Linked DNA regions of Homo sapiens: all the other regions are linked to region 3. A link is a loop called in an ENCODE intact Hi-C map of the cell type or tissue named here. Cell type or tissue: dorsolateral prefrontal cortex. All regions are shown on one strand.

Evidence for each region. Peaks named below come from ENCODE experiments on the same cell type or tissue, not always from the same donor. Only the 100,000 strongest peaks of a DNase experiment are listed, where the experiment ranks them.
Region 1: a loop joins it to region 3, with 2.4 times the contacts of the local background. A loop is called at or near these places in 33 of 110 quality-filtered maps.
Region 2: it touches region 3 in a loop (2.9-fold over the local background); 8 of 110 quality-filtered maps call a loop at or near these places.

Annotation. Positions count from the first base shown.
Region 1 is chr1:109,773,795-109,781,794 of GRCh38, forward strand. It overlaps LOC124904258 (a long non-coding RNA gene), which reads left to right. Exons shown (of 2, transcript XR_007066303.1): 2 at 1,278-1,634. Among named protein-coding and RNA genes, the nearest start is that of EPS8L3, 14 kb to the left of the region's middle. RefSeq lists an enhancer at 3,113-3,407. In dorsolateral prefrontal cortex, CTCF peaks have their summits at 67 (motif pointing left), 3,223 (motif pointing right) and 3,429; DNase peaks (open chromatin) are centred at 57 and 3,227; H3K27ac peaks cover 1,238 bases.
Region 2 is chr1:109,848,175-109,856,174 of GRCh38, forward strand. The region is part of intron 4 of LINC01768 (long intergenic non-protein coding RNA 1768); the gene reads left to right. Among named protein-coding and RNA genes, the nearest start is that of LINC01768, 24 kb to the left of the region's middle. In dorsolateral prefrontal cortex, no CTCF peak of the experiment used is centred here; a DNase peak (open chromatin) is centred at 4,337; H3K27ac peaks cover 1,354 bases.
Region 3 is chr1:109,906,435-109,914,434 of GRCh38, forward strand. It overlaps CSF1 (colony stimulating factor 1), which reads left to right and starts at 4,415. Exons shown (of 9, transcript NM_000757.6): 1 at 4,415-4,628; 2 at 7,825-7,947. The coding sequence starts at 4,590. RefSeq lists enhancers at 7-226, 4,624-5,124, 5,125-5,625, 5,702-5,801 and silencers at 4,509-4,678, 4,729-4,838. In dorsolateral prefrontal cortex, CTCF peaks have their summits at 4,175 and 4,376; DNase peaks (open chromatin) are centred at 4,357 and 4,900; H3K4me3 peaks cover 4,534 bases; H3K27ac peaks cover 4,881 bases.

The sequences.
Region 1 (8,000 bases), 130 kb before region 3:
AGATCCTTGGCCAGACGAGTGGCACTGGTTCCTGGCTGTCTGCGGAGAGGTGCCGGCTCCCTCTGCTGGAAATAGTGAGTCGCAGTCAGGACGGGAGAGGACAACGTAGAACTGCACTCTGGGTGGGAGGGACCTCAGAGATGACCTGGCCCAACATGGTGTTTTACAGATGAGGAAACTGAGGCCAAGGGTGGCCGCCTCACTGGATGACCTCTTTGAAGTTTGCCTGTGTGGGTCCCAGATTGGGGCACTCTCTCCTGCCCCCCAACCATGTGCTGCAGAGAGGAGCTGGGCAGTTTGGTTCTAATGGGCTCCCTGACTTCTGAACCTCACTTTCCATTCCAGCCCACCTCATCCCTCTGGGACTACTGGGTGGAGTGTTGGGAAGGACACCGCCAGGATGCAGGCACAGGGCAGGGGCAGGGGCTCCAGCTGTGCACTTCCTTCCCCCAGCAAGCTGCAGTTCCAGGGAAGGTCCTGAGGGCAAGGCAGGAGGTCAGGAGGGTGGGGCGTCAGGAGGGCTGGGCTGTGGCATCCACCCACCCACACCATGCCTGGGAAGGACAGAGCCCACAGAGCTGGGGTCTCCCAGCCGGTGCCACTCGGGGAAGCGAAAGGGAGCTGCACAGACATCTAGGTCCAGGCTGCATTTGCTCATCCAGCTGGTAATATGACTGATGGGTAGAGAGGTCCAAAGGGACTTCCAGTGGGGACACTGGCAGACTTGGAAGATTCTGGAAACTTGTAGCTTCTCCGTGCTTGCTGTTCATGGTACTAGCTCTCTGCTAGGAGCTATGTGATGTGCTTTATGGTTATTATTTTTCTTTTCTTTTTTGAGATGGCGTCTTGCTCTGTCACCCAGGCTGGAGTGCAGTGACGTGATCACGGCTCAAGTGATCCTTCCACCTCAGCTTCCTGAGTAGTTAGGACTAGAAGGGTGTACCACCACACCCAGCTAATTTTAAACTTTTTTGTAGAGACAGGATCTTGCTATGTTGCCTAGGCTAGTCTTGAACTCCTGGCCTCAAACGATCCTCCTGCCTTGGCCTCCCAAACTGCTGGCATGACAGGCATGAGTCACTGTTCCCGGCCTCTTTTCAATAATACTACAACGTAGGTATTATTAGGTCCATTTCATGAATGGGGAAACTGAGGCTTGGAGATTTAAAGAAATGGTCAGGTATCTAGAAGAGCTGTCATGAGCCCATGTCCTCTGACGTGAATGCCTTTTCACTAACTGCATTGCCTCTCATCTGTTCTTGTCTCTGTACCCTCAGTGAATAGCCATGGAGCTCCTAAAAAGAATGGGACCTTTCACTTGACCTCCCTTCTCTCCCTTGCCTACTGCCCCTGAGCGAGTGCTTCAGCTACAGTCTGGGAGCCGAAGATGCCTGTGTTTGATGCCTCCAGCACCCTGTCTCTGCATCTTGAATCCAGCCACGTGACCATCTCTTGCCCACCTTTGGCCAATGTCCCTGAGACATTTCAAGTGCATCATGCTGCAGACTGGTGTTGCTGTCTCCACAATACCGCGCTTCCCCTGTGTCCCCATCTCAGTCTTTGGTCCCACTATCCACTTCCCACATGCAGCCATTGAGTCCTCTATTTTTCTTCCTTAAATCTCCAGAATCTGCTGACAGTTTTACTTCTCTGTTATTATTGCTTTAATTCAGACCCCCCCCCCCACAATCCTTTACCCCTTATTCCCCCACACCCTCCCGAGCCTTTCCTGCCATCTCCTTTCCAGGGGATACTCCCTTCTGAGCTCTCTCCAGCTCTGCCCAACAGAGTTTTCTAAAATTCCAATCTGCACATGTCACTCCCTGGCTTATAAATCCTTCAGTTGCTCCCATGCTTTAAAAGAAAATCATACACCTTGACTTTGCACATGGCATTTGAGCTCTGCCTCTGCTGGTTACCAGGTCTCACCCTTCTGCTGCAAACCCAGACACAAAGACAACCCAAAGCTCCCTGAAGGCACCTGCAGCACTTTGCCTCTCCACACCTTGCTGCTGCGTCGGCCTCCCTGCTTTCTTTGCTTGGCCAAAGCCTCATCTTCCCTGCCATCTCACCTCAAACATCTCTGCCTCTAGAAGGCTCCCTGGACTCCCCTCACCCCTCAGCTGGTTTGGCGGTTGTGATCTGAGATAGCACACCTCTTCTTATATCTCTGTCCAAAACCTTAATGTAAGACATTGGTGAATACCTTAATTTTCTCTTCCACTAAGTGATGTTACTTTGAGCAGGTTTTATGTCTTTTTTGTGGGATACCCACAGTCAGGCCAGTGCCTGGCACCTAATAGGTGATTGCTGAGTCAGTGAACAAGTAAACAAATGAATGAAGAAGGTAGAAAGGAAACAGAAGTTAGGAGGGCAGAAGTGGCTGGGAATGGAGACAGTGGCCTGGAAACCTCCTGGAGGAGGGGTCAGCATCCCTTGGTCACAAATTTCTCTCCTACCTGGCTGCACATTAGGGGGACTCTCCGCTCTTTCCTGCCTCTCCCTGGCAGACTAGTGACTCCTGGACACCAGTAGTGGGAAGGCAAGGGGCCTGGAGGCTGGTCAGAGACCCACACAGAGACCATCCTTTTCCCTTCCCAAGGGACGCTGCCAGCCTCTGCAAGAAGACTACCCAAAGGCTGGTGGATGGCATGGAAACATGAGTGCTGGAATGCGATCGCCTTTCCCGCCCAGCACTGATTATGCACCATCTGTGTTCTGGGGCCTGTGCTGAAACTCTGAGCTTGTGCACATTCCAATGTGATGCCATCCTTTGGCTTAGTTTCAGATGAGACTAGGGTGGGCACAAGCCACAGGTGGCAAGATTGAGCTCTAGGCAATGAGTGCCAGGGGACAAAGGTGAGGATGCCGGGGCTGCACAGTCAGCAAGGAGGTGGACTGAGTCTTGAAGCAGAGTGGAAAGGCAAGGGCATTGCTGGCAAGAGGGATGGCCTTTGTAGAGGCTGGAGGTCAGGACACACAGGGACAAAGAACAGCTGGATTACCTGGGCCTGAGGCTTTGGGATGGAGTGGTAGGAAATAAATTTGGAAAGAGTCATTGGAACCAGGTCCTGGAGGAATTTGCTAGGCCAAAGAGTTTGAACTTGAACCAGAAAGATGAACTGTGAGGCTGGGGTGGATCCCATGGGGCCAGCCAGGTAGCCCTTGGCTGCTTCTTCCCTGCCTTTCCAGTTAAGGAGCCATTCCCTGCAATGGCCAGCAGGGGGCAGAACAAGCTCACGTTCCCTTAGCCCAGGCCTTCCTGTCAGGGCTCAGTGTCCAGGGAGAGACCTGGGGTGGGTGTCCCTTGGAGAGTGGGGAGGAGCACCAGGCACAGAGGAAACAGGCCAGCTGTGCATAGATGGGGGACCCGGGGAGGCTGGCTAGTCTGTGGCCATTGAAGCTGCGTGGTCTGGTGACCCGACCTGGACAGCCCTGGGGTGAGCATCCACCCTTCCTGGGCCTAGGCTCCCTGGCACTAGCACAGCTTTCCAACTGTGCCCCCTTGTCTTTGCTTTCCCCAGCTTCTCCTTCCCAGTAGAAGAACCCTCGTTCCCATGAGGTGTCTGAATTGGGCCTCCCGGCTCCCCAGCTCCTTTAGAATCAAACCAAATCTAGGAATGTGGCTAAAGAGAGTCTCTTTCCTCTGCTCAGTCCCTTCCCTGGAGAGGATGAGGGAAGGTTTTCGGGCTGATGACAAGGTATGCATGTGGGTGTTTGACTAGCATTATTCAGCAGCTTCTGTGCTAAGGACAGGGACATGAAGACAGAAGTGCATTAGGCCAAGGCACCATTACACTCAGGGTCCCCAGCCCGCAGAGTAAACAACTCCGTGACTCAGCTGGCAATGGCTGGAAGGTGCTATGAACACAGTGCCGTGGACGCCCCGAAGAGGAGAGAACACCCCTGCACAGTGAGGACTGCAGAAGCTTTGACGAAGCTGCTACTGGATCTAGGCCTTGAAACATGGGTAGGATTTTACCAGATGGGGAAGAAGAAGGGGCATCTCCATTCAGGAACCAGCATGAGCAAAGGCACAGGAGTGGGGCTGTGTTTAGACAATATCAATGAACGGATACAGTTCTATATGCTTTTCCATGACCACTTGTTATATGACAAACATTGTGCTATGATATTTATATTATTTCCAATTTTCAAATCAACCCTTAAGGTGCTATGATCCCCTCTTTACAGATAAAGCATCTGAGGGTCAGAGAAATGGCATGAGAGCCCCGGTAAGGAGCATAGGAGCTGAAATGCTAGTCCCGGTCCCTGTGACTCCACTCTGCCTCCGTAAGATGGAAGTTAAGGAGTGTGCATGGCAGGGGTGGATGGGAAGGGCTGATGGTGCCACAAAGACCAGCAAAGTCCTTCTCTCCCAGGGGACGCTACCCTTGGCCCCAGCATCTCTGGCCAGACTGTAAGATCTTCTGGTCAGAAACCTTTTCTCAAACAGCTATTTGCCTTTTCACTTTTCCTTTTCCTTTTAGGAAGCAGTTCTTGTGCAAATTTCATTCTTGCGGGTCATAGATTTTGTCTGGGCCTGGGTCGCAGACAGAGAAGGAGGGGCCCTGAAATAGGGTGAAAGGAGGAGGGCCTGGGCCAGATCCCCAGGGGGCATCAACCTGCCCTTGCAAGCCTTGTGCTGGTATTTAAAGGTTGGCTTCCGGCCAGGTGCAATGGCTTACACCTATAATCCCAGCATTTTGGGAGGCTGAGGCAGGAGGATTGTTTGAGGTCAAGAGTTTGAGACCAGCCTGGGCAACAAAGTGAGACCCTGTATCTACAAAAAGAAAAAAAATTAGCCGGACATGGTGGCGCATGCTTGTAGTCCCAGCTACTCAGGAGGGTGAGGTGGGAGGATTGCTTGAGCCCAGGAGTTTGAGGCTGCAGTGAGCTGTGATCATGCCACTGCACTCCAGCCTGGGGGACAGCAAAAGACCCTGTCTCTAAAACAAATACATAAATAAAAACAAAGTTTGGCTTCTTTTCCCAGTCTCCATTTGTCTCCTCTGTCTGGGTGGGATGGAGTAGCTGAGAGGGCAGACCTCCTGCCACGAACGGACCTCTTCCAGATGGAAGAGAGGCCTGCTCCTCCAGGGCTCCCCTCCTCTGAACCACCTCCCTTCCTGGTCTCAGTAAAGCCATTCCCACATCTTCCAGTGGTCCCTGCGTTAGTCTGTTCAGGCTGCTATAGCGAAATAGCATAGACTGGGAAGTATACAAACAACAGAAATTTGTTTCTCACAGTTCTGGAGGCTGGGAGGTCCAAAATGAAGGTACCTGTAGATCTGGAGTCTGGTGGGGGCTTACTGTCTAATTCATAGAAGGCACCTTCTCACTGTGTCCTCACATGGTAGAAGGGCAACACAGCTCTCTGGCATCTCTTTTATAAGGGCACTAATCCATTTTATCAGAGCACTTACTCACCTCACAAAGGTCCCATCCCTAATACCATCGCCTTGGGGTTAAGGTTTTTTTTTTTTTTTTTTGAGACGGAGTCTTGCTGTGTCTCCCAGGCTGGAGTGCAGTGGTGTGATCTCAGCTCACTGCAAGCTCCGCCTCACGGGTTCCCGCCATTCTCCTGCCTCAGCCTCCCGAGTAGCTGGGACTACAGGTGCCCGCCACCACACCCGGCTAATAGAGACGGGGTTTCACCGTGTTAGCCAGGATGGGGGGTTAAGGTTTTAACATATGAATTTTGGGGAGACACAAACATTCAGACCATAGCCTTCTGCCCTGGCCCACCAAAATTTATGTCCTTCTCACATGAAAAGTATATTGATTTCATTTCAATAGTCCCAAATGTCTTACTCATTCTAGCATCAACTTTAAAGTTTAAATCCAAAGTCTCATGTAACTATCAAATAAAACAGATATAAGTGAGACTCAAGGTATTTGTCTCCAGCTATGAACCTGTGAAATCAAGCAAGTTATGTGCACTCAAAATACAATGGGGGAGATGGGTGGAGGATAGACATTCCCATTCCGAAAGGGAGCAATAGGAAGGAAAGAAGGGATACCAGGTCCCAACCAAATCCAAAACCCAACAGGGCAAACAACATGAAATCTCAAGGCTGGAGAATACTCTCTGGCTGATGCTCTGCCCTCTGGACACTGGGGTAGGGGTTGGGCCCTCAGAGCTCCAGGTGGCCCTGCCCCCATAGCTTTGCTGGGCACTGCCTATGTTCCATCTCTCACAGGTTGTAGTTGGGTGCCTGTGGCTCTCTCAGGCTGGAATTGCACGCTGGTGGGTCTATGGTCTGGGATCTTGGTGTTGGCCCACCCCCATGGCTCTATTAGGTATTGCCCTGTTGGGGACTCTCTGTAGAGGTCCCACCCTTGCCATAACTCTCTGTCTGGTCACATAACTGAGGCTCCTAGTGGCTCCATTCTTCAGGATCTAGGTGAAGGTAGCCATGCCCCCACAGCTCATGCACATTGACAGGAATGGCACTTCATGGAGCTGCCAAGGTTTATCACCTGTGCCCTGCAGAGGGGTGGCCACCTTAGCTTGTGTTGTACCTAGGCCCACTAGAGCCATACGTGGGGTGGCCAACGAGTACTCTGCTAAAGTGCGGGGAGTGGAGCCTTGAAATCTTTCTGTCCCCCAAGCCCTTGCACTCTGGGCCTGTGGTGGGAGGGGCAATTCTGATAATCTCCAAAATATTTTTGGGGACAGCCTTCCATTGCCTTCATCAATAGCACCTGGCTTCCCTTGAGATGGCCTATCCGTACCAATCCCTTTCTCAAATCACTGTGGGGCCACATTCTTGGTGTTTTCTATGAACACACTTTCACATTCTTTTCAAAATGGATAGGTTGAGAATTTTCCAAAATTTTAAATTCTGCTTCCCTTTTGATTAGCAATTCTATCTTCAGATCATCTCTCTCTTCTCAAATGTTACTATAAGCACTCAAGAGAAGCCAAGCTGCACCTTCAACACTGCTTAGAAATTTACTCATTCAAATATCCCATTACATCATTTACAAATTCTACCTTCCACAAAACACCATGACACAAACTTAATGCAGCCAAGTTCTTTACTACTTTCTAATAAGTATTGTTTTTCCTCTAGTTTTCAGTAAAACATTCCTCATTTCTGAGACCTTACCAGAATGGCTTTTACCATCCATATTTCTACCAATAGCCTGTTCATGACCACTTAGGTAACCTCTAAGAAGATTGAGGCTTTCTCTACAACTCTCCACACCAGAACTGCTCTTAACAGTCCATTCATGGCAATGGTTAGGCTTTTTCTAGGATGCACTTCCAAACTCTTTCAGCCTCTACCCATTATCTAGTTCCAAAGCCACTTCCACATTTTAGGTATTTGTTACAGTAGCATCCCACTCCTGGTACTAATTTTCTGTTTTAGTCCATTCAGGTTGCTATAACAAAATGCTATAGACTAGGTAGCTCATAAACCACAGAATTTATTTCACAATCCTGGAGGCTAGGAAGTCCACAATTAAGACACTGGCAGATTTGGTGTCTGGTGAGGGAATGCTTTCTTGTTCATAGATGGTACCTTCTCGGTGTGTTCTCACATGGTCAAAGGGCAAGACAGCACTCTGAGGTCTCTTTTATATGGTCACTAATCACCTCACCAAGGCCCCACCACCTAATGCCATCATCTTGGGCACTGGGAATTTAACATATGGGTTCTGGGGGTAGGAGGACACAAACATTTACACCAAAGCTGACTCCTTCTCAGCAATCATCCAGTCCTTTTAAATTGGGACACTAACCTTTTTCTTGCCAGCAATCATTTTAAAAAATCAATTTAAAATAATAAAAATTATAGTAAATACCATAATAGCAGAGAAGGATATGTAAAAATTAAAAATGTTCTACCCATCACCCTTTTCCTTTGCCTCATCTTATTCCCCAAGGAACCACTCTTAACAATTTCTTATTTATCCCTAAGATATTTCTATGTATATAGACAAGCACGTATAGCTACAAGTCACTATATGTGCTTTGTAAAAAATATATA
Region 2 (8,000 bases), 58 kb before region 3:
GCTGGAGGATCATTTGAACCCAGGAAGTTGAGACTGCAGTGAGCCATGATGGTGCCACTGCACTCCAACCTAAGTGAGAGAGCAAGACTCTGTCTCCAAAAAAAAAAAAAAAAAAGAAGAAATTTCTTTCTCAGTTGGATGAGTTTTAAATGGAAATCTAAATTTCCTTGGCTTAAGTCTGGGTTTCATCCACTGACAGCTTCATTGTTTTGTTACCTCTACCCCTCCACCATCCATTAGACCATAGCTAATTTTTTTTTTTTTTTTGAGACAGAGTCTCACTCTGTCGCCCATGCTGGAGTGCAGTGGCATGATCTTGGCTCACTGCAACCTCCTCTTCCCTGGGTTCAAGCAATTCTCATGCCTCAGCCTCCTGAGTAGCTGGGATTACAGGTGTGCACCACCACACCCAGCTAATTTTTTTATTTTTAGTAGAGATAGGGTTTTGCCATGTTGGCCAGGCTGGTCTTGAACTCCTGGCCTCAAATGATCTGCCTGCCTCGGCCTTCCAAAGTGCTGGGATTACAGGTGTGGCCACTGGGCGCAGCAGACCATAAGTAAATTAATCAATGTTTGCTTGATGGAGAAAGTATGAATGGATGGGTGGAGGGACAGATGATGGACTGACTAATGGCAAGATGGACAAACAGATATGTGAATCTGTGAGCAGACAGATGGATAAGACCATGGTAATGACAACGTTGCCTTGTGATACACTTCTTAGCTACTTACTCATGATGATTTTATTGAACTAAATATTTGCTGGACCAGAAATCTCAATTATTGACTGACTTTGAAAGTAGAAATGTAACTAAGATCTTTACGTATGCTTTGGCTAATTGCTTTCCCTCACTGCCATTTAGTTGGCTTTGTTTTCAGTGGTGACATGAATTTCAGATGGATATCATCACTTTGAAGGATCCTGGTCAAACCTTCAGCTACAAGGACTGCCCAGACTTAAGCCATGCCAAGGATTTGACTCCTTTCCAGCTCCTAGCATGCCTCAGTACCCCCTAAGAGGTGCTGCTGTGCTTCTGCTCCCAACACAGAACTCCCAGACCAAAGACAATTTCTGTCCCTCCAGATTACCCTCTCTCTTATGACAGGTCCTTTTAAAAGAGACCTTTGAAGAGTGGACAAACTAGATGAACTGTCCTCAGGTAGGGCTGCAGGTAATGGCTCAAGTTGCTTATTAATAGAATTTGGTAGCAAACCTATTTGGATGGAAGTGTCCTCTGTGTCTGCTGCTGCCTCACCCACCTTCTCCCTTGGGCCTGCCAATGAAGTCTCTGTCCATTTTGCTCTCCATCCTGAATGCAATATCCCTAAGTCATGTGGGCCCTGGCCAGCTGCCCCTTTCTATTCCTGCTCCTGCCAGGCCCTCCCCATCCCACCTGCCTCCACCTAGCTTCTTGTTACTCAGGCCTATCTGTTTGCTCTCATCCAGCTCTGTTTGCTCTCACCCAGGCCTAGGGTACAGTTAGTTCTAACCGACAGAATGTTCTACATAGTGACAAGTTGAACTCTTCCTAGTAGTAATTCCACCTATAGAATTACCTACTCCACAGAATATGCTAATTCTATTTCCACCCTCTGGGGCAACACAGAATAAATCCATTCCATCTTCTGCAGGAAGATCGTTTAGTGTTGAAGACAACTTTGAAGATGACTAATGTATCCCCTGAGACTTCACTCTAGGCTGATAGCTCCAGTTCCAGCAGTATTTCCTCGGGGCCGTTGCTTTCCAGGCCTTCACCATTCTGGACATTTTCTGGTTTTTTATTCTTAAAATGTTTTTCAGAAGACTGAGGAACTGTCCCAGAATGGAGGCGACTAGGGAGACACGACAACTAAATGCTACATTGAAGCCTGGATTGGATTTTCTGTACCAGAAAAGGGAGATTAGTGGGACAATTAACTTAGTTTGAATAGGATCTGTAAAGTAGTTAACAGTATCAATGTCAATTTCCTGATTTTGGTAATAATGTATGGTTATGTAAGATGTTAACATTTAAGAATGCTCAGTGAAAGGCATACGGGAATTATTTTTGCAGTTTTTTGGAAATTGAATATTATTTCAAAATGAAAGGTTTTTAAGTTAAAAAATAATCTTTCAGATGTGTTGGATTTGCATGGTGTCAATTTAGCTAAGCTGGAACTACAGCTCCCAGAATTCCTTTCTCTGTATAGTGTGGAGTTGGTGTGGGCTGCAAGAGATCTGTGTGTGAAATTCTGAAGGCAGAAGTGAGGGAGTGCCCGGGCGGGGCACCAAGTGCTGCTGCAGCCCATGCAGTTTGTTGTAGGGCAATGGCTATGCCCACAGCTCCAGCCTGATCTATTTCTGCTTCTTCGAGCCCTTGGCCTGGTACATACTTAGCTCCTTGTGTGAGGAAGGGCACCATTTAGAAGGAACAGTGTGGAATCTTCAGGCTGCTCATTTTGTATTTGATAGATGCTGAGCATTTGCCCCAGTAAACATTTCAACGACCTATTTTAAAATCATTTTAATCTATTGGGAAGAAACTCAGTTGATGAGTTAGTTGATATTAGAACAGTATCAATGTGGTCTAAAATTTGGTTACCTTTTTGAGAAATCAAGTCATAATGCTATCTCCTATTAAGCTAGTGTCAACTATAAATCTCCAGAAATTTCCCCACATGAGTTGCTCTCATCTAAGTCCTTCAGTTTATTCTCACAAGTAGTTTTTTGAACCTGAAGGTTTAGCTTTACATTTTTCCCCATAAAATTTCATCTTGGGACTTTTGGTTCATCATTCTAGCTATTCTGACTAAATTGAATGTGGAATCTGTCATTTAATATATTAGTCATCCTTGCGAACTTTGCATTACTCATACATTTGATAAGAACGTATTCAGATTTTCTGGAGGTCTGTTCCAAGATGGCTGAATAGGAACAGCTCTGGTCTGCAGCTCCCAGGGTGATCAACACAGAAGACGGTGATTTCTGCGTTTCCAACTGAGGTAGCTGGTTCATCTCATTGGGACTGGTTGGACAGTGGGTGCAGCTCATGGAGGGTGAGCTGAAGCAGGGCAGGGCATCACCTCACCCAGGAAGCACAAGGGGTCAGAGGATTTCCCTTTCCTAGCCAAGGGAAGCCGTGACAGACTGTACCTGGAAAATCGGGACACTCCCTCCCAAAGACTGCACTTTTCCAATGGTCTTAGCAAATGGCACACCAGGAGATCATATCCCATGACTGGCTCAGTGGGTCCCATGCCCACGGAGCCTAGCCCACTGCTAGTGCAGCAGTCTGAGATTGACCTGCGAGGCAGCAGCCTGGTAGGGGGAGGGGCATCCACCGTTGCTGAGGTTTGAGTAGGTGAACAAAGTGGCCCAGGAAGCTCGAACTGGGCAAAGCCCACCAGAGCTCTGCAAGGCCTACTGCCTCTGTAGACACCCCCCCTGGGGGTGGGGCATAGCTGAAAAAAGGCAGCAGAAACTTCTGCAGACTTAAATGTCCCAGTCTGACAGCTCTAAAGAGAGCAGTGGTTCTCCCAGCATGGTGTTTGAGCTCTGAGAACGGAAAGACTGCCCTCTCAAGTGGGTCCCTGACCCCTGTGTTGCCTAACTGGGAGACACCTCCCAGTAGGGGCCAACTGACACCTCATACAGGCGGGTGCCCCTCTGGGGTGAAGCTTCCAGAGGAAGGATCAGGCAGCAATATTTGCTGTTCTGCAGAATTTACTGTTCTGCAGCCTCAGCTGGTGATACCCAAGCAAACAGGGTCTGAAGTGGACCTCCAGCAAACTCCAACAGACCTGCAGCTGAGGGACCTGACTCTTAGAAGGAAAACTAACAAATAGAAAGGAAGAAAGGAATAGCATCAACATCATCAAAAAGGACATCCACACCAAAACCCCATCTGTGGGTCACCAGCATCAAAGAAAAAAGGTAGATAAAACCACAAAGATGGGGAGAAACCAGAGCAGAGAAGCTGAAAATTCTAAACACCAGAGTGCCTCTTCTTCTCCAAAGGATTGCAGCTCCTTGCCAGCAATGGAACAAAGCTGGATGGAGAATGACTTTGATGAGCTGATGTTACCTGGGGGTCCTTGTTCTTAGAGCTCCCAAGATGGTGGCAGGCCGCTTCCAAGATGGCAGCCAGCCTCTTGTTCTCTAACCTGGGGTTCTTGGCCTCATGGATTCCAAGGAATGGAATCTTGGGCCATGCAGAGAGTGTTATAGCTTTATTAGAAGCTGTGGGTCACAAAAGAGAACCATAGAACCCAGCGACTAGTGTTCAGCTAGATTAGGAAGAACCCAGGCACTCAGCCATGCAGGAACAATGGCAAGCCTTTAGCCCGATCAGGAGCAGCAATGGGTGAGTCACTGGATCAGGAGTGCAGCCAACACCCTGCCGGATCCAGAGGGGCGGAAGTCAGTGGCGGGTCTGCAATGGCGACAAACAGCAGTGGTGGACAGTGAGAGAAAGCTCAGCTCAAGCTGTTACAAACACGGACCAGAAGAATGTTCAGTTGCAAGATGTAATAGAGTGAAAACAGAGCTCCCACACAATGGAAGGGGACCCAAAGGGGGTTGCCATTGCTGGCTCAAATGCCTGGGTTTATATCCCAATCATTGTCTCTCAGGTGATAGATGATTGGCTATTTCTTTACCTCCTGTTTTGCCTAATTAGCATTTTAGTGAGCGCTCTTTGCTACCTGATTGGTTGGGTGTGAGCTAAGTTGCAGGCCCCGTGTTTAAAGGTGGATGCGGCACCCTCCCAGCTAGGCTTAGGGATTCTTAGTCGGCCTAGGAAATCCAGCTAGTCCTGTCTCTCAGTCCCCCCTCTCAACAGGAAAACCCCAGTGCTGTTGGGGAGGTTGGCCGACGACTGCTCTGCTTCCTGCTGAATTGGGGCATAGTAGGGATCGTGCAGTTGAGATTTCCTCAGGAGGGGGGCCTTCAATGTCATCAACATTGGAGCATGGGCTAGCAAGCCGGTCCAGGGGTCCGCAGTAGATCTTAGTCATGGACTGCATCTGGGGTTCCATTTGAAGAATGATTTGTAGTTTTACAGCTTCGATTCTGGAAGAAACAAACTTAACAGGGAGGTTAAAGATACAGGGATTGAAATGTATGGCCGGCAGTGCAGGGGGTTATTTCTTTGGCACACTTCACAGGCCCTGACTATCTGCTTGATAGTTTTGAAAAGGCCTGGTCCAGTAAATAATAATTTGGCCATCTGGTGGGTGCTATCAATGCCTAAGTGAAAGGTCTGGTGAAGGGTTTTAAGCAATTTCCATTGGTTCGCTGCCGGCAAAAGTGTTATTCCTTCTTCGGTGGCTAGCCATCCTGAGGGGAGGAAACTATGTCCTTGTGAGGTTCCCCATTCTATTTCTCCTGCTGAGTACTGGAGCTTAGTTTCCCAGAGGGGATTACCCCATACTAGGGTCCTTCTATAAGCATTTCTAATGGAGGGTCCTGCCTTGTGGCTGTTGATGGGCTTCAATATCCGCTTGGTGGTTCTCTTCCATTTCCCTTTACTTTCCTTTCTGATGACCCCGGCAGTGTAAGACTGCCACATCTTTAGGTTTCTGTACAGTGAATAATAATCTCCTAATGGCTTCCTGATGTTTGATAGGTGTTCCCTCAGAAGTTAGGAATTCCCTTTCTCTCCATATTGCTGTGTGGGCATGGAGGAGTAGGTAAGCATATTAGAGTCTGTATACATATTTCCCCTTTTTCCTTCTAATTCTGGTGCCCCAGTGAGGGCTATTAGTTCTGCCAGCCGAGCGCTAGTTCCTGGAGTGAGGGGATTACTTTCAAGTATTCCATTATCACTGACCACTGCATACCCCACTTTTCAAAGTCCTTTTTCTACAAAGGAATTTCCATCAGTATACAAGTTGAGGTCGGGATCAGTCAAGGGAACCTCTAGAAGGTCCCCTTGAGTGGCGTATGTTTGAGCAATCACCTGTTGACAGTTATGTTCTATCTTTTCTTCATTGTCTGGAAGAAGTGTGGCTGGGTTAAGAGTTGCACAAGAGAGAAGTTCTCAGCACTGGCCCTTCAAGTAATACAGCCTGATATTTAAGCAAACAGTTGTCTGACAGCCACAAGTCTTCTTTAGCAGTGAGTATGCTGTTTACATCATTAGATGTCCACACAGTCATATCTCTTCCCTGTATTATTTTACCTGCTTCAGATACTAAGACTGCTACTGCTGCCACTACCTGTAAACAATGAGGCCAACCCTTTGCCACTAAATCAATTTCCTTACTCAGGTATGCCACAGGTTGCAAGCTGTTCCCTTGGACCTGTGTAAAGACTCCTAGAGCTATTCCTGTTTTTTTCTGTGACATATAAAGAAAAGTCTTGCCCTGTTGGCAAGCTTAACACTGGGGCTTGGGTTAGGGCCTTCTTTAGGGCCTGGAAAGCTGCTTCTGCTTCAGGTGTACATCTTACTAAATGGATATTGGCTTTCTGAGTTTCCTTAATGAGTGCATATAATGGCCTGGCTATTTCGCCGTACCTGGGAATCCATATTCAGCAAAAGGCTGTTATGCCAAGGAACCCTCTTAGTTGCTTTAGGGTTTTGGGATGAGGATAAGCCAGTATAGGCTGGATACATTCCTCACTGAGGGCCCTGGTGCCTTTGGATAATTTTAGCCCTAAGTATTTCTGCTGTGAGCAGAGCTGAGCCTTTTGTTTGGAAGCCTTGTAGCCACAGGTGGCAAGGAAATTTAAGAGTGCTTGGGTGGCTTGATGGCACAAGGTTTCTGAACGGGTGGCTAAAAGTAAATCATCCATGTACCAAAAGATGAGAGTGTTCAGGTATGAAAACTGGCTCAAGTCTTGGGCTAATGCCTGGCCAAATAGATGGGGGCTATCCTTGAACCCTTGGGGTAAAACAGTCCAGGTGAGTTGAGATGTTGGGTTCGAAGGATCTTCAAAAGCAAACAAGAATTGAGAGTCAGGATGTACAGGGATGCAGAAAAAGGCATCCTTAAGGTCCAAGACTGTAAACCACTCTGCTTCCTCTGGTATTTGGGAAAGCAGAGTATAAGGGTTAGGTACAGTGGGTATAGAGAGACAACGGCCTCACTGATAATCCTGAGATCTTGCACTAAACTCCACTGTCTGTTGGGTTTCTGTACTCCTAAAATTGGAGTATTGCAGGGGCTGTTGCACGGTTTTAGTAGGCCTTGGGCTTTTAGGTCCTTAACAATCTTTTGGAGTCCTTGTTGGGCCTCGGGTCTAAGAGGGTACTGCCTTTGGTAGGGAAAGGAGGTGGAATCCTTTAGTTTAACTTGAACAGGACAGGCATTCTTTACTCATCCATATTGTCCTTCTGTTGTCCAGACTTCAGGATTAATTCCTTCCTCAAGCAGGGGACAACAAACGGGTGTTCCTTCTCCTATGTTCAGGTGTACAATGGCCCCTGCTTTTGCTAGAATGTCTCTCCGTAACAAGAGAGTGGTGCTTTCAGGCATAATTAGAAAAGCATGTGAAAAGAGTAAAGTTCCCCAGTCACACCTTAGTGGCTGGGAGAAGTATCTAGTGACTGGCTGTCCTAGGACCCCTTGGCTAGTGACAGATCTGGAGGACAGTTGTATAGGACAGGAAAGTAAGATTGAGAAGGCCATGCCAGTGTCCAGGAGACAGTTAACCTCCTGGCCCTCAATGGTCAAGCATACCTGGAGCTCTGTGAGGGTGATGGTATGGGCAGGCACTTGCCCCGGGCACCCTCAGTCCTGCTGCTGGATCATCAGGTTAGTGGCTTCTGATTCAAACGACCTTCATTCCTTGGGGCAGTGGGCCTTCCAATGATTCCCTTGAGATAAGGGGCATGGACAAGGGGGCAGCTCATTTCTATTCGACAATCTTCTTTAAAGTGTCCTTGTAGACTGCACTGGAAGCAAGCCCTATTAGGCATTCGATTTGCCCAGGCTTTCCACGTTCCAGAGCCTCCAAAGTCAGCTTGGAGGGCCATGACTAAAGCGGTGGCCTTTTTCTTATCTCATCTGTCCTGTTC
Region 3 (8,000 bases):
CATCATCCTTTTCGTGATTCTCTTTTTCCGATGAAGGTTGGAAACTTTCATTCTAGAAGGGTCCTCAGCTGAGGGATTGTGACTTTAGGGAGGTAGAGAGGGCACTTGGGAAGCCAGAATTCACTGTGGATAAATGTTTGTCAGTTTCTGGGTTAGATTTTTCAGTTCTGAGGAGTTCATGAGAGCAACCTAAGAATCAGTCCTGCTGAGGTTCAGGAGACAGTGCCGGGCCTGGCTGTGGCGGGAAGCTCCGGGAGAGGAAAGTGGACAGGCTGCTGATACAGTCTTGCATTGCAGCAGTGCTTGCCCTTCAGGGGTGACACAAGTCCTGAAGCCACCATGTATTTCTGTGGCTCTGGGACAAGGGGGACAGCTGACTTTCCCCCAGCCATAGGATGGGGTGGTCTCGACAAATATCAATAGTTCCAAAGTACCAAAGATTGGCTCTTGGTAGTTTGCCAAACACAAAGGCTTCACAGCAGCCCTAGGAAGCTGGCAGGAAGCTGCTATTCCCATTTAATTGACAAGGGCATTCAGTCCAAAATCCTTCCCTGCTGGCTGCTTTACCACCCTTCACGCTGTCTCTCACCTTGAAAGTGGGAGAAGACATGACTGAAAGGGCAGGCTGCAGTGCAAATGACTATAGGTGCGTGGCTGGGAGATGGGATGCTCTGGCTCTGACGTCCTGCTCCCAAACCTGGTCAGCCAGGAGTCCTACATTCTGGCCCTTTCTGTAGCACTGGGACAAGAAAGCAGCATTTTCTCTGCAGCCCCAGCTTCCAAGGCAGCTGCTGTCCACCCCCAGTCTACTTTCTAAAGAGCCACAGAGCCACTTAGGTGGAAGAAAGAGAGAAAGGTGGGAAGGAAGGAGAAAAGGAAGGGAGAAAGGAAGAGAGAAGGAATAGCAAAAAGAAAGAAAAGGAAAGAGAAAGAAATGAAGAATGAAAGGGAGAACAAAAGAAAGAAAAGGAAAGTAGGAAAGAAAAAAGAAGAAAGGGAGGGGGAAGGGAGGAATGCATGAATAAGGGGAGAAAGAAAGAAAAAAGAAAAGAAAGAGAAAGGAAGAAAGCAAGCTCTTTATGATAGAAGGCCATTCCCTAGAAAAGATCTCAAGGGGAAATTGGCTGTCAAATAGTTTCAAGGAAATGACATTTGGACAACCAGCAAATGAGGGTTTCCTCCCACTTCCTGCCATCCATCTCCATTTCCCTCTGTTCAATCTCTCTTCTCCCTCCAGTGGTTCATTCCTCTGGCAAATAGCATCTCTCCTATGCTCCCTTCTACTCTCCTCTGGGGTCAGCTGAGCACTGCTTTCTTGATGATGCTACGTTAGGAAATTATCAAAACCCCAAATCTCAGTTGCTTCCAATTCCCCTATACCTGTCCCAGAACCTGGCCTGGGACATGACTTCACTGGTAGCAGGGAGGCTAGCAGCTAAGCTGTCCAGGGTAAGCATGCAGAGCTGAGTCCTCTTACTCCAGGACTCACTCTGGAGGTCCTGACCCTCAACTCTTCATTCATGTGTGACTCTGGAGGAGGAGGCTTATGCTGTCTGGGTCTCCATTTTTTCATCTGAGGCAACATGGGATGGAAAATCTATTTCTGTGGTACCAGCACTCCTTGCCGATGGATGGGTACAAACAGCTTGCATGGATGTGAAGAGCTAAGACACCACGTGCAGACGGACACCATCCTGCTGGCTTGGCCCTAAGACTGCAGGCAGAACCTGCCAGCCACAAGTCTCCCAGCCAGCCAGGCAGACGCAGTGGGGCTGGGGGGCTTGCGGAGGGTGGAGAGAAGAACATCAGCTCCAGGGCAGGAGCAAGTGGAGGAGACTCAGGTGAGTCACTTCAGGCTAGCCATCAGCTTTTCCAGCCTCAATTTCCCTGTGTCTGGTGACAAAAAGTGTCCACATCAAGCAGATCCACAATCCCTCCTTTTAAGGTAACAGAGAAGAGACAGCTGCAAGTCCCACTGTGGAGTCACGGTTATCAAGGACCTTGCTCATCCCTCTGCAACTCCGTGAAGGCAGAGCCTCCCAGAGCCCCACAGTCTACATGTCCAAAGAGCTTTCATAACTGAACCCCTACTCTGTGTTGTGCATGGCCCTAGGGACTCCCATATGTCAGCCCATTTGACCTCATGACCACTCCTTTGGGGAAAGTCTTAAAATTGCCACTGTACAAATGAGGAAAGAGAGGCCCAAAAGGCTAAGGGGTTACACAGCAAAGTTACACAGCAAATGAATGGCAGAGCTGGGACTAAAATCTGGCCTTGGGACTCCCAAGTCCACTGCACCATTGTGGTGTCATTGCTTTAGAACCCATGTGAGTGAACAGATAATAATAACAATAGCACTTACTGTCTTCAGGCCCTGTGCTAAATACTTCACAGGCCTTATCTCATTCAATACTCATAACACCTTGGTCAGAGAGAGAAATTAACATCTCTATTTTATAGACATGGGAACTGAGAGAAGTTTGTCCAATGTCACACAGCAAATGACTTGGCAGAGCTACCAAGGTCAAATCACTTGTAAGTAGTGGAGTCAGGTTCAAACCAGGGTATGTAAAGAACTCCAGTGCGGGGAATGAGGACCTCAGGCCTTGCACCAACGTGGAGAATGATTACGTTCCTCCAGAAGCTGAGCAAAGTCCAAATGCCAGCCTCAGTGAACCTGGGCCAGGGCTGGGTTGGTGAAGGAAGGAGCAAGTAAAACTGGACCCCTTTCTCAACAAGTCTGTTGGTTTATCTTTCTCAGGTTACTTCCTCTAACCTTTTATCAGTCTTAAGAACTGTGGTGTCAACATGTTATCTGAAATCATTATTGTACAGTGACCATGTCATTGTTGTATCCCCAGGGCCCAGCACGGTGCCTAGCATCTGGTAGCACATATTTGTCAAAAGAACAAAGTATTCTCTAATGGCATCATTCAACTCAGCCATCATTAACTTGGTACCTATTATGTGCTAGGTACCATTGATCCAGAGGTGACTGAGCATGGGTGCCACCTGGAAGAAGTCTCGGTCTAGGGTGGGGACAGAATGTAACCATCGGTACCACCTTAAACACTTCGAAAAGTACTGTGGAGAATGAATGGATGGCAAATGACTTATCAGAGCCAGCATTGAGGAATGAGCCAAGTCCAATGGGAACACAGGAAAAGGACCCTTTGCTCTGCCAGGAGAGTCACAGAAGGCTTTGCTGGTGGAGGATGAGATGCAATTTCAGCCTGAAATGATGAGGAGTTTGTCTTCAGCCATGTGGAGAAAGGAGCATTCCAGGCAGAGGGACCAGTCTGAGCAAAGGCATTCGGGTGTAAAATTATTGCCTAGGATTGGAGTGAAGGATATGTAGCGCTACTGACAAGAGACTCCTCTTCAAGAGCAGGCCACATATCCTTTATTTCCCAGGGGGTGGAAACGGGCAACCTCACAGAGGAATTGAATCATAATGAATTGAAGAAAGAAAAATCTCCTGAAGTTGGCATTATAATTAATAGGCTTAGGCTCATCCTACTAGTCCTCACTTAGACTCATTCTCATGTAGAAACAAAACGTGATTAATCACCTCAGTAAGTGCAATTTCCAAAAACATCCAGGGAAATCTAGGGTCCAGGTGCAGGACCTTTCCAATCTGAGTTGGATTTTGCCTCCAGGAGAGAGCATGGGTACCAGCCAGCATTTTCATCATCTAAGGGTCAGGTGCCTTGAAGTGTCTGCTGGCACCCAGGGAAGAGCCCCCCAGCTTGCTGTCACAGGACACAGCTGCTCCCTTCCTGGCCAGGTAGCTGGCCTCCCTCCCAGAATGGGACTTGAAGCTGGCCGGGCTGCTTGGGGGCTGCAGAGGAAGAAGGGGGCTGCCGGCAAACCTGCTGACTCAGGCTCCACGAGGGAGCAAGTAACACTGGACTCCTTTCGGCACTCCGAGAATGGGGTGGGGGCGTCTTCAAAGGATTTCCCTCCCTTCCCAGTGCTTGTCCCTGCTCTCGGTCCGTTTTCTGCTAAGATTTGGGGATTTTCAGGCCTGGAGGGAAAGTCCCTTGGGACGATCATAGAGCGCTAGCACTGAATCAGCCTGGAGAGCGCGGAAGGAAAGGGTCGGTCCGCAGAGGGCGCGGGGAAGGCAGGGTGGGGACGCGGTGGAGCCCGCGCTCGTTTGCTGAAGGCTTGGAAGTGCAGCGCAGAAGACAGAGGGTGACTAGGAAGACGCGCGAGCGGGGCTGGCCGGCCGGCGGGTGGGGGAGGGGAGGCGGGGGAAGGCGGCTGAGTGGGCCTCTGGAGTGTGTGTGTCTGTGTCAGTGTGTGTGTGTGTGTGTGTATGTGTGTGTCTGGCGCCTGGCCAGGGTGATTTCCCATAAACCACATGCCCCCCAGTCCTCTCTTAAAAGGCTGTGCCGAGGGCTGGCCAGTGAGGCTCGGCCCGGGGAAAGTGAAAGTTTGCCTGGGTCCTCTCGGCGCCAGAGCCGCTCTCCGCATCCCAGGACAGCGGTGCGGCCCTCGGCCGGGGCGCCCACTCCGCAGCAGCCAGCGAGCGAGCGAGCGAGCGAGGGCGGCCGACGCGCCCGGCCGGGACCCAGCTGCCCGTATGACCGCGCCGGGCGCCGCCGGGCGCTGCCCTCCCACGGTAAGCGACGGCCGCGGCGCTGGGCCCGGGACGGGCTGGGGCGGGGGCTCGGCGGCCAGGCGGCCGGGAGCGGCCCCTCGGAGCCGACAGCCTGGGCGCGCCGGCTGCACTGGCCCGGCGTTCCCGCCGCGGACGAACCGCCTTTGCGCACGGACTGGGCCCTGGCGCCAGGGCGGAGGCCGGTGGCGGCCCTGCAGCTGCACCGGGACTGCCAGGCTTCCCTGGGAAACGGAGGGCTGCTCACCCCATTGCACGGAGGGGAACACTGAGCCACCTGCAGGCAGGAGCCCCCGCTCAGCCAGGGTGCCCTGCCTCTCTCCCTACCCGCCACCACCAAGGCACGGGCGGAGTGGCTGTGCGCTGAGTGTGTGCCCTCCCCGGTGGGCACCTTCCTCATCGGCCACACACGTGCTTCCAAGGCCCTGCTGAGGAGTGGGCGCTTCTGGGCAGGGAAAGTTCAGGGGGTCAACCAGCTTATAGAACGCCAGGGACTTGCTGGCAGAGGGACGGAGAGGGGCAAGCCACTGCTTGTTCCAGCCCACAGGCAGGAGCTACGGAGGACTTGGGTGGCTGTTTGGGGGGTGGGGTGGGGGACGGCAACAGCCGGCAAACAGCCCCCCACCCCCGGGGCTGCTTGGGGCTAGCTCAGAATCTCTTTTTCTTGCAAATTCTGGTTTCATCGGTTGGGGAGATTCTGGGCTTTGTGGTGGTTTATGGTGGTTTGCAGTGCTTGAGGAAAATGGAAAGAGGGTTTGGTGTTGCAGAGCTGTGTCCAGGGGCAGGGTCTGCTCCTGACTGCGTAAGGGACGCCCTGCCCCAACTGTGGCGGTAGCAGATGCAGCCATAGAAAGTGAGGGTGGCACTGTTCATGACCAGTCAGTGGGCTCATAATAGATTTGCTTCTGAGGAGTCCTGGAAGAAAATGAGAGGGGAAACCTGGGGGGAAAAGAGCAGAAAATTATTTGGGGGTAGAGGAGAGCGGGCTGCAGGTGAGGTGAGAGAGAAAGGGAAGAGTGGGTCCACAGAAAGAAAGTGCCTCACTGAGAGAGAGGAGATAGAGTTGAGAGGGGAAGGGAGAAGGGTTAGCCATAGGCAGAAAGCAAAGCTTCGGGGCTGAAGGGGAGACCATGAGGAAAGAAGAGAAAGACAAGGGGGCTGTGTTTAGACAGGGGAAGTCCAAGGGCCCGGTTCTGCCAGGTCTCTCCAGAGGCCTTGTTGAGGGGGAAGATGAAATGGAATAGGATAGGTGGCAGAGGAGGCTGGACAGCTGGACTGAGGTGTCCTAGCATCTCTGAGCCTGCAGCAGAGATTCCTTCTGAGGGCTGCTCCCCAGGCAGAAGCCAGGGCTAGGGGTGGGAGGAAGAGGCAGTCAGAGGAGAGCCTGCCCAGCCAGATGCAAGCCAGAGTGTTAACCCCCCACTGTCTGTCCAGATCCTCCTGAGGCAGAATGGAGGCCCCAGGTCCAGGGGTATCCCCTTTGGCCAGCTTCGAAGTCAGCCTCTCATGTAGTGGCTGCACTTTCCCCACACTGATGCCTCAAATGTCATCAAAGCCAGACAGCCCTTGGGGTTAAGCATTGCTCCCACCTTGCTCTCCTCCAGGGAGGTTGTCTTCCTGAGCGGTCCCTTTCATCCATACCATTCACTCCAGACCTTGAGTGGCAGCCAGTCTGGGGTAGATACACCGTCTAGTGGCCCAGTTTCCTCCAATCATTCCTGAACCTAAGGTTTCTGAGTACCTGGGCCATTATTCCCACCCAGGGCAACCTCCCCAACAGAGCCTGAAGTCCCCCCAGCCCCCGTGACTGCCGTCCCCCTCTTCCACACTTTCCCTCCCTCAGATCAGCCAGGATCCTCACAGTCCCTGTGCTGAGTGGTATGAAACTATCCTTTGGCTCTTCCTTCCATGGCTCCCACCCCTCTCCTGCCATCACCTTCTCCCCATCTTTCAAGGCCTCACTGAGGTCCCTGCTCTCTGCAGTCTCCCTGGTCACCCAGCCAGAGCTGCCTTCTCCTCCCCAGAAGAGCTGGCAAGCATTTGGGCTTTTGGTGATATGTAGATTAGCACATTGTTGTGGGCTGTTTCATAGCCTCGTTGTGTTTTTCCAGTGAGCAACTTATTTGCAGTATTTGTCTCAACATCTGGATTATTGAGGCAAAACCCAGAGTCCAGGATAGTGTCAACCTTCACCCTACCCTGCCAGCATTTCCCTGAATCTGGGGGCATCAGCCGCCAGGAGGCTTGGGAGCTCTCAGGAGGTGACCTCAAGCTGGAGAAAGAAAGCCCAAGAGTCTGTCTGCTTTTGGCTGAAGAAGGAGAGACCTAGGGCCAGGGGTAGGGATGAGGAGACCCCAGTGAAGAGAAGGAAGAGAGGAAGGAAGGGGAAAGACAGGGCATCAGGAGCCAGTCCCATCACTCTGGGGCTGAGCAACTACTGGGCCAGGTAGGTGCTGGGAGAGAAGAGGGGTCTCAGAAAACTTCTCTGCCATGATAAGAGGTGGCTGGCTGGAGGCAAAGCCTGATGGTGCTCAAATAGGCAGGTGCCAGGCAAGGGATGGCCCATTACTGGCACTGGTGCCTCTGATTAATCAGCTGGGCTCCTTTTGAAACACACACCCAGGGCTCCAAGATGTCTCTGGCAAGGGATGAGTTCCAGTGAAACTGAGTTTGATCCCACAGTTTTTCCAGTGGCAGAGCCAGATCTGCATGGAACCAGGTGGGAGGAAATGCTGGGCCCAGGGGAGCTGTCTCTGGCTTGCCATCTGAAAGCCGGTGCATGAACATGAACTTGAGGGCAGTTCAAAAAGTGCTTGGCTCAGTGTTGATGTTGCAGAGACAGAAAAAAATGGGTAGATGCAAGTCCTGCTCTCGAGTTTCCTGTGTCATTAAAATTTAGGCTGGTAGGCACACCATCTGTGTCAGTATTAGTTCAATGTATAGTTAGGTTTGGCTGGCTTAATCTGGGAAGGCTTCTTGTAGAAGGTGACATCTGGGTTGTTTTCATGGGAGAACAAGGTTGTGCTGTGGCTGCTAGAAATCCTGGGAAAGCTGGATTTGAGGGATGCTGTATCCTGAGGTAAGGGGCAGAGCCTGTAGCATTGTAGATATGAGGCCTTTGTTTTTCTGCGTTGAGCAGGGCATGGGGATAACTGGGGAGAGTGAGACCTGGGGAGAAATGACACCCTCTCTGTCACAGACATGGCTGGGCTCCCTGCTGTTGTTGGTCTGTCTCCTGGCGAGCAGGAGTATCACCGAGGAGGTGTCGGAGTACTGTAGCCACATGATTGGGAGTGGACACCTGCAGTCTCTGCAGCGGCTGGTGAGTGTGTGGCCATGCTGTATTCTACCTTCTCCCCACTGGGGAAATGAAGG